3 separate regions of the Mus musculus genome follow, and all the other regions are linked to region 3. Evidence: chromatin contacts called from ENCODE Hi-C or POLR2A ChIA-PET data. All regions are on one chromosome and are shown on one strand. The core of a region is the stretch at or near the end of the contact, and the rest is flanking DNA. Distances in the headings are between cores, read along the strand shown. Region 1 holds the start of Zfp707 (zinc finger protein 707). Region 2 overlaps Plec (plectin). Region 3 holds the start of Puf60 (poly-U binding splicing factor 60).

The links. Hi-C counts contacts between places; a loop is a spot of excess contacts on that map. ChIA-PET counts read pairs that join two places held with the same protein, here RNA polymerase II (POLR2A).
Region 1: POLR2A ChIA-PET joins it to region 3 with 16 read pairs in embryonic stem cell. The contact joins the promoter of Zfp707 here to the promoter of Puf60 in region 3. POLR2A ChIA-PET finds 5 or more read pairs at or near these places in 3 of 5 experiments (Patski and embryonic stem cell).
Region 2: a loop to region 3 is called in a map of v-Abl transformed pro-B cells, with 2.5 times the contacts of the local background. The contact joins the enhancer-like site here to the promoter of Puf60 in region 3. A Hi-C loop is called at or near these places in 1 of 37 maps with a recorded cell type or tissue (v-Abl transformed pro-B cells). POLR2A ChIA-PET finds 5 or more read pairs at or near these places in 5 of 5 experiments (Patski and embryonic stem cell).

What each region holds. Positions count from the first base shown.
Region 1 is chr15:75,967,768-75,970,467 of GRCm38, forward strand. It overlaps Zfp707 (zinc finger protein 707), which reads left to right and starts at 1,356. Exons shown (of 4, transcript NM_001347040.2): 1 at 1,356-1,637. The coding sequence starts at 1,530. It also overlaps the pseudogene Eif2s3x-ps1.
Region 2 is chr15:76,188,472-76,191,171 of GRCm38, forward strand. Plec (plectin) reads right to left here. Exons shown (of 33, transcript NM_001163540.1): 10 at 2,546-2,665; 11 at 2,378-2,473; 12 at 1,988-2,115; 13 at 1,631-1,724; 14 at 786-940; 15 at 400-709; 16 at 237-314; 17 at 1-154. Among named protein-coding and RNA genes, the nearest start is that of Plec, 16 kb to the right of the region's middle. Within about 2 kb of position 1,445, at least 2 of the 3 ENCODE cell types and tissues checked have a DNase peak (open chromatin) inside an H3K27ac peak, as active enhancers do.
Region 3 is chr15:76,079,662-76,082,361 of GRCm38, forward strand. It overlaps Puf60 (poly-U binding splicing factor 60), which reads right to left and starts at 1,285. Exons shown (of 12, transcript NM_028364.2): 1 at 1,189-1,285. The coding sequence starts at 1,212.

The sequences.
Region 1 (2,700 bases), core at 106-2,605, 110 kb before region 3:
TATCTCCTGGCATACCTTTAACACTCCTTTTAGAATACTACCACCAGCTATACCTCCCTTAAGGTCATCGACTTCACAGCCAGGTTTGTTGACATCAGATGGACTGATAACAATGAGATGGGGCTCTGAAGTAAAGTCTCTTGGGGCCACTGGTATTTTCTTCACTATATACTCACAGACAACTTCAATATTATACTTCAGTTGAGCAGAAATTGGAATAATTGGTGCCCCTTTCTGCTATCGTTCCTTGCACAAATGCGAGATTTTGCTCATATTGTTCCTTAGCCTGACTTTCTTTTACCAGATCAATTTTATTCTGTAAGATCAAAATATGCTTGAGTTTCGTGATTTCTACAGCAGTCAGGTGTTCGGGCCAAGGGCATGATTCATTACTAGCTATCAACAGAAGAGCTGCATCCATCTCTACTGCACTGTTCAGCATCGTAGCCATCAAAATATCATGGCCAGGACAGTCAACAAAGGAAACATGTCTGACTAATTTGAAGTTCCCTTTGGCCCCCAGAATGTATGTAGGAAACTTATCTGGTGTACTGCTTCCACATGATCTGGTCTAGGACAACTTGAGTCATCAAAGTTTATAAGTCTTAGCATGAGCATGTCCAAGCTTGATGGTAATGTTTCTTTCTAGCTCATTTTTGAATCTGACAGTGTGAACTCCAGAAATAACCTTCACCACGGTGGACTTCCCATGAGCTCCATGACCAGTTGTAACAATATTAATTGTAGCTTGTCTGCTGATAACTTCACGTGAAAGTGGTGTCAACTTGGTAACATCCCCCAGCCATCTTGCTCAGAGGGGAAAGGACGTATCTTCCTTTCCATCTGCTCAGCTATCTTATGGTGGGACGAAGGCTGCCTAAACTAGAATTAGAATTACAAATAAGTTTGCATCTTTCAAATTAAATTTGGCATCACAGTGGCCTAAGGGTCCAGTGACCCCAATGAACAAAGTAGGAAATCCTGACCCATGCCACTAACATGAAGCAAACTGGCAAACATCAGTTTAGACAGCCATAGGACAAATTCCAAACAAAGAATGTTGATGGTTCTGGCTGCTTGAGAACTGGAGATAGGTTCTCTGGGGCATGGACATTTCTGATTTGAAGCCAACATGGTCTACAAAGAGAGTTCCAGAATAGCCAGGGCAACACAGTGAAACCTTGTCCCCCAAGCCCATCAAAACAAACACCTCCTTCCAGTGGGCTCAGGAACACACGAAAAAAAACCCACAGACCACCCATATCAACGGAAGGGCTGGGCCCCTGGGGGCGGGCTCGCGCACACTTCCGCCCTTTTATCTGGCCCCGCCCTTTAAGTAGCCGGAAGACGCTTCTGATTGGCGTATTTCCGCTGGAGAGTTGAAGTCAGTGCGGCGCGCACGGGAGTTGACGTTTAAAGGTGCAGGAGCTGGGGAATCCGACGGTGGTGCTGCTTTGGGTTGCTCTGCTCCGCGCCACTGCGCTTGCGCTGAAGCCGACCCTACCCCCGGCATCCCCCGCGGCCTTCAGATGCGCCGGCGTCTTGCTGCAGCTGCTGCTCTCGGCGAAGCTCGACGAGAGCGCTGCTTCCGACGGGGCAGCGCTCTTCCCGAGCGAGCTAACGGCGATGCTCCTCCGGTGAGCTCGGACCCTCTACCCCCAATCCCTGGCCCCGCGCCCACCTGGGTCCCCTTGGCACGGGCGCTCGGGTTTCCTGCTTCTGGCAGGTACCGCGCTCCGGCGGTCCTAGGGTCTCAGTCTGGGTCTGTCTGCTCCTGCTTTCCAGGACTACAACTTTCTGTTTTAGTGTTTCCCACACTCCCTGCTCTCCGGCCTTGAAGTCCAGCCAGGCTTGTGGCACCAGTTCTGGTGTTCAGATGAGAAATATATATTCTGGTTTTATCATGCAGAGTTTGTGGTTGGCAGTCACTACCCAGACCTGTGTTTCCCGAGCTTCGGGTCTTCCAGGTGTGTCCCAATTTGCAGCCTTGCTAGTCGAGTATAGATAAGAATGCATATCAGCACAGTGTAGGTGGTTGGTTAGTTATGTCGCAATGTCACAAGGTTGAATGCCTCTAGGCGCAACTTTTGTGATAGCTGTTAAAATAATTTATAGCCTGACTGGCCTCAACTTGTGCTGACCCCTTTGCCTCTGTCACCTGAGTGTTAAGATTAGTTAGGTTTTTTTTTTTTCTCTCTCTCTTTTAAAATGTTATCTCTTAGCTGGGCAGTGGTGGTGCACGCCTTTAATCCCAGCACTTGGGAGGCAGAGGCAGGCGGATTTCTGAGTTCGAGGCCAGCCTGGTCTACAGAGTGAGTTCCAGGACAGCCAGGGCTACACAGAGAAACCCTGTCTCAACCCCCCCCCCCAAAAAAAAAAAAAGTTATCTCTTTCTATGTTAATTTTTAGAAGTGATTCTAGATACTAGTTCTTTGGCAGAAAACGATTTGGAAATTCTTTCTCTGTTGCTTGCCTTTTAATCTTTCTTTAATCTTTCTAACTCCCTTTTAGAATCAGAAACTCTCTTGTTGGTTTCATTAAATGTTGTTTTGTTTGGCTTGCTTTTTAACTATCCCAAACGGTCTTTGACATAGCTTTTTCGTCAAAGTTGGTGTAATGGTTAATTTCTCAACTTGACGCAATCAAGTAATTTGGGAAGAATGTTTCAAGGGATTATTTAGTTCCGGTTGGCTTGTGGGC
Region 2 (2,700 bases), core at 195-2,694, 110 kb after region 3:
TTTCTTTCTTGGCTGCCATGTTGGTATTGCGGTCACTCCAATCAAAGCCCACTTCCTCCTCTTCTTTCTCATTCAGCCACATCAGCTCCTTGGTAGCTGCCGCCACAAACCCGTGCAAGCTCTCCAGGGACCGGAGGCGGGCCTTGGAGGAGTTCTTTAAGGAGGAAAGAATTAGTCAGTGACTGCGGCTGCCTACCCCTCCCAGCCCCTCCTAGCCGCTTGCAGTCCCCACTCACCAGCAGCTTTGCATACTGCAGGTCTAGGCGACCTAGGCAGTCCCGGTAGGCACCCCGGGTGGCAGGGGAGAGCTGGCTCTGCAGGAGAGATCAGTGGGTAGTCAGGTCTGCAGTGGCCTGGGCCTAGCGCACAGCCACTGCCTCCCTCAGGCATACCGCTTACCTCATCATTCCGAGCCCGCTCGATCTTGGCCCGAAATTCCTCTATAGACTGATGCATGCCTCGGTGGCTGCCCAGCTGGGCCTCCACACTGGGCAAGTCCACGCCCCACTCAGCACTGTCTATTCGACGCTGGTTCTCCTCTACCCAGGCCAGCAGGTCTTGCAGGTAGCGCAGTGTGGAGTCCTCTAGCTCTGGGCGCCTCTGTGTACTCTGCAGGGTCACCTGGGTCACAGGGGCACCCACTCCTGCCTTCAGCCGGAGGTTGTACTCAGTGCGGATGGCTACCAGGCGCTCATGCAGACGATACACCCTGAGGAAGCACAGGAGTTGGGAGGTCAGGCGGGTCTCAGACCTCCTAACCCAGCCTTCCCAGGTAAGGTACATACCTCCGGTACATCTGTTCACCCTGTGGATGCCGCCCATCTTTAAGGGTCTGCACATCATTGAACAACAGCCGGATCATACCATCAGCCTTGTCCAGGTCTCTCTCGACTTCCCCAGCTCGCTGAGCCACCTTGCCTGAGGCCAGCAGCCGAATATCCTGCAAGACCGTCCTGAGTGACTTGGCCTGGCTAACTCTCCTACTCACTGCCTAGGGTTCTCAACCAACGCTGCCCCTTCACCCCTTCCCCCAGCCTAAAAATCAAGGTCCCGTGTGGCTCACAGCCTTGGATTCTCATTCACTCCTTTCCCTCCCAGTGAGCCCACACATCTTCCTAGCACGCTTCTAGACTAATCTGTATCAGTTCTCCCGGGACTCAGGATCCTGTTCAAAAGATTCCCACTAGGTCCAAGGACAGAGACTGTCCCAGCTTTGTTCACAGGAGACTCTGTGCCTCAAGCTCCATCACCTACCACATAACTTCTCCCACCCAGGCTCACACAGCCCTGTGCCTTATGGACCCCAAAGCCCTCATCTAGCCATGAGGCTGGGGTCTCCCTACTCCCTACTCTCTGAGGAAGGAGGGGATGAGGGCCACGCTGGAATGAAGCAGGGAGGCAGACAGTCCTGCCTGGTGGCCAGAGGCCAGTTCTGCTCACAAAAGGAGGTCAGGGTTGGCAGCAGACCAAAAGGGCCCGGTTTTCCCGCCCTAGTGCCACACCCTGGGCCTGTAGCCCAGCAGGCCACAACCCTGGCTGCAGAGTAAGCAGCCCGATGCTCCTCCTACCTCCCTCAGGCCTGGAGGGGTGCCCACCCTACCCCTTGCCCCGCCTCTCTTCTCTCCCTCACCGACTGCAGTAGGGCGTCCGCCTGGTTCAGCTGCTCCTCACACAGCCCAGCCTCCATCTGTAGCTTGCTCACAATGCGCTGAAGACACTCCAGCCTATGGACCAGATCACGGCAGAGCCCCACAGGGAGTCACTCAGGGGCCCCCCACACTGCAGCGTCAGAGGAGCTCCCCTCTGCTCTGGCCTCTCAGCCTGCCTCGGGCGTACTGTCCCGCTGGCCCCAAACACCGAAGCTTGGTCGGGTGTGGGGGGGTTTCCTCCTCAGGCAGTGACTCACCCTAGGGTGGTTCCCCTGCCACCACAGGGCCCCACCCGCCCGCTGTCTCCCGCACCGCCTGCCACCCTCCACATGGCCCACCTCTCAAACTCGCTTCGCAGTTGCTTCTCCCGCTCCAGGATGGCCACATGCAGCTTGCCCCACTCCTTCTCCACATCTAGTGGGTGGTAGCCAGGGGGAATCTTGAGCTGGCCCGCTTGTACTGCCCCCTGTGAAGAGGGGCAAGCTCAGGCCTAAACTGGACACAGGGAATCCTGGATGCTGTGCCCCTCAGCTTCTCCACAACCTGGCATAACTTTGGCTCCTAAGCACTAGGGATAGGCAAGAGCAAGCCATACTACAGAGGCATTGAATTCTGGGGCTCAGACGTCTCGATTTATCTACCTAGGGAATACATGACCCTCATACCCCCCAGCTGTCCCCAAACCAGAAGACACCCCACTCACTCCCCTTAGAAGCACCTCACTTTACCTCCAAAGACTGGTAGATAACTTTGGACCGGTTTTTGTCTGCCTCCTTGGCAGGAAGTTCTGTCTCCTTGAACTTCAAAAACTGGCACCATAGGATCTGTAGAGGCAAGGGGTGTCAGCAGCTACACCAAGACAATCCAAGGATGCCAGCCCAAGTAGGCAGGCCTACCTCAATCTCTTCAAAGCTGGAGGGGAACTTGCGCTCCTCAAAAGCAGCGGTGTGGTGCCGGATCCATTGCAGCAGCAGCAACACAAGCTCCCGGTACTCCTGCCAACGAAGCTGCAGCTCCTAGGAGCAAAGGCCTGAGTGAGCAACCTTCAGGG
Region 3 (2,700 bases), core at 35-2,534:
GTCTGCATGAACAACAGGGGCTACCCAGAAATGAGGCATCCACTCTCCTCCAGTGCTGTTTAAAGTATTTTATACTCTGCCCTCACCCTTTCTTCTATCATCTGACAGCCACCTAAGGGCAGTCATCAACTCCTCAACTCTCTGGTTGTCTTTCCGAAAAGACCATTTACACCAATAGCGTCAAGCAGCGGAAGCAGGAATTTTTTTTTTTTTCTTTTGAAGTTAGCCCTGATGTGAGCAAGACATACTAGATCCACCCCTCACAAGCTGGAGCAAGTGCCCCTCTCCCATTATGAAGGTGCAGTTCCCAGCTAAGGCTGAGGAATGGCAGCCTGTGTGTACTCTACTCGACCCTACCCTACGGCTGGCCTCCAGGCACCTAGGGCTTAAGTGGTCTCAGCCCTTGCTTCATCCCCTCTGAGTGAGGGTGGCGGCTAACAAAAGTCTGGATTGCAGTGGGGTTAGGTCCAAGAGATAAATAGTCCCTGAAGGAACTCCTGGTGGTAGCCATTCAAGGAACATTCCCGACTGACTAGGGCAGAACCAAGTTCAGCCCTTGGAGCGTCCAGCCCAAGACAAGGGGGTTAGCAAAGTCTTATGATGCCCACCCGGACCAGTGACCGAGGCAGGCACCGGCTGTCGGGTTCCCCACAGAGGCAGTGACAGAATGGCTGTTTGAAAGGTGTGGAGGGGAATGGGGGTTGGGAGAGATGCTCTTCCCCTCCTGCGTGTTAACGGAACGGGAAACCCTCGTCTCTGCACCATGGCGCAGAGCAAATGCTAACGGGTCCGCCCCTTCCGCGTCCCCAACACGGGGCGTAGCCGCGCGGGTCTGGAGCAGGCACCAGGACACCCTAATGCCACCGGACGCCTAGACAGTTGTCGCCCAGTCTCGGCAGACAGGACCGCCCCGCGGGGATCCAGCAGGGCAGCTCCGCGGCCGGCCCACCCCGCCCAGCTGCCGGAAACTGGAGTCCTCGAGCCGGAAGCTGCAGTCGAGCCCCAGCCGTGGCCGCAGCCGCGCGCTCCCGCTCCGCCTCCGCCCCGCGTGCCGGGGACCACGGTAAAGTCCGTACGAGGTCCGGGTCGGGCCGCTGCGCACCCAGGGTCCCCTCCGCACCCTGTCCCAGCCGACGACTCACTCCTCCGAGCTGAGGGCCGCCCCCTGGCCGCGAGGGACTCACTTACGAGAGCTATAGTCGCCGTCGCCATCTTGCGTCCGTCGCGGCCGCCGCGCGCGCCACAAGCATCAGCTCCCTCCGCAGTCTCGCGCGATCTGGGCGTCGGACGCGGAAATCTCGCGACGTACGGCATAGCTACGAGAGCGGAGACCGAAACGCATTTCCGGGGCGGAGCAGGCCGTTAATGTACCGGAGGAGGACGGGGCGGGCCGGGGTTTTGGAGTGGCGACCCGGAGAGCCCTCCCCTGGTCGGGGGGGGGGGGGGTCGACATTTTTGAGTCAGTTCCGTCTGCCTCTTTTCCTACCACCCTATTTTAGTTGAGTCCACTCGCTGAAAGCTCGTAGACTGCGGAGACAGAAGACAAAAAGACTGATGCATCGTCCTTTGCATTGTCCATCTAAAGTCAGGAATCCTCATTCATTTTGAAATATGGTCTCTTTCCTAGTGAGAAAATAGCCGTTGACACGAAGATGGCCCCCAAAAGATGGCTCCCCAGCCTGTCCTGTGGTTATTGTCCTGTGGGCATAAATGTGTACGTTAGTCCCCAAGTCCTGAGCTATGTGTAAATATGTAGTTCATCTGGGCTTTGTGGCCGTAAGGCTGCCTGCAAGGCACCAACCACATCTGTAAGCTCAGGCACCTTCAAACTCCACCGGATAGCCATTCTCGTTTTCCACCCCTCGGGTTTTCAGACTTTAATATAGAGATCTTTAGCAAAACATGGCAGAATATTTTCCTCCCCCTCGGTACCCCCTTTAAACAGGAAAAAGCTCTACTGAAAGCAAACCTAAGTGGGCAGAGAAGTGGAATGCTGGGGAGCCAGGGGAGGGCCTTAGCAGGCTGGTGTGTGATGCTTGTGTCTTGAATTCTCCGAAAATGTGCAGATAGTTTAAAAAAAAAAAAAAAAAAAGTAGGTGCCTCCAGACTTCTATCCCTAATACAGGTTACTAGTCGTTCTGGCTCTGCCAACAGTGCCTGGAGATTAGCTCCTCCTGGGAACGAAGCGCTGAGACCCAGCTTAGCATCTCACTCTTAAGCAAAAGTGGCCAGCCAGAATCACCAAGCAGAAGAGCATGAAAAGAAACCAAGACAACAAAGGAAATGGAAGATACCTAAAGATGTTGCATCCCCCAAACAAGAAAATAAAGATCATGAACTTAGATTTCCCCATTTAAAAAAGAGAAAAATTAAAACGGCCAGGTGTTGGTGGTGCACTCCTTTAATCCCAGCACTTGGGAGGCAGAGGCAGATTTCTGAGTTCGAGGCCAGCCTGGTCTACATAGTTCAGGACAGCCAGGGCTACACAGAGAAACTCTTGTCTGGAAAAACACCCCCCCCCCAAAAAAAAACAAAACAAAATCTGCAAATGAGCGATTCGATAAGTTGAAAAATAAAGTTGAGCTATGTGTGGTGGCATATACCTGTGATCCCAGCACTCCAGAGGCAGGGGCAAGGAGAAGCTCTGTGAATTGGAAGCCAACCTGGTCTACCTTTCCAAGTAGTTCCAAGCAACTGCCA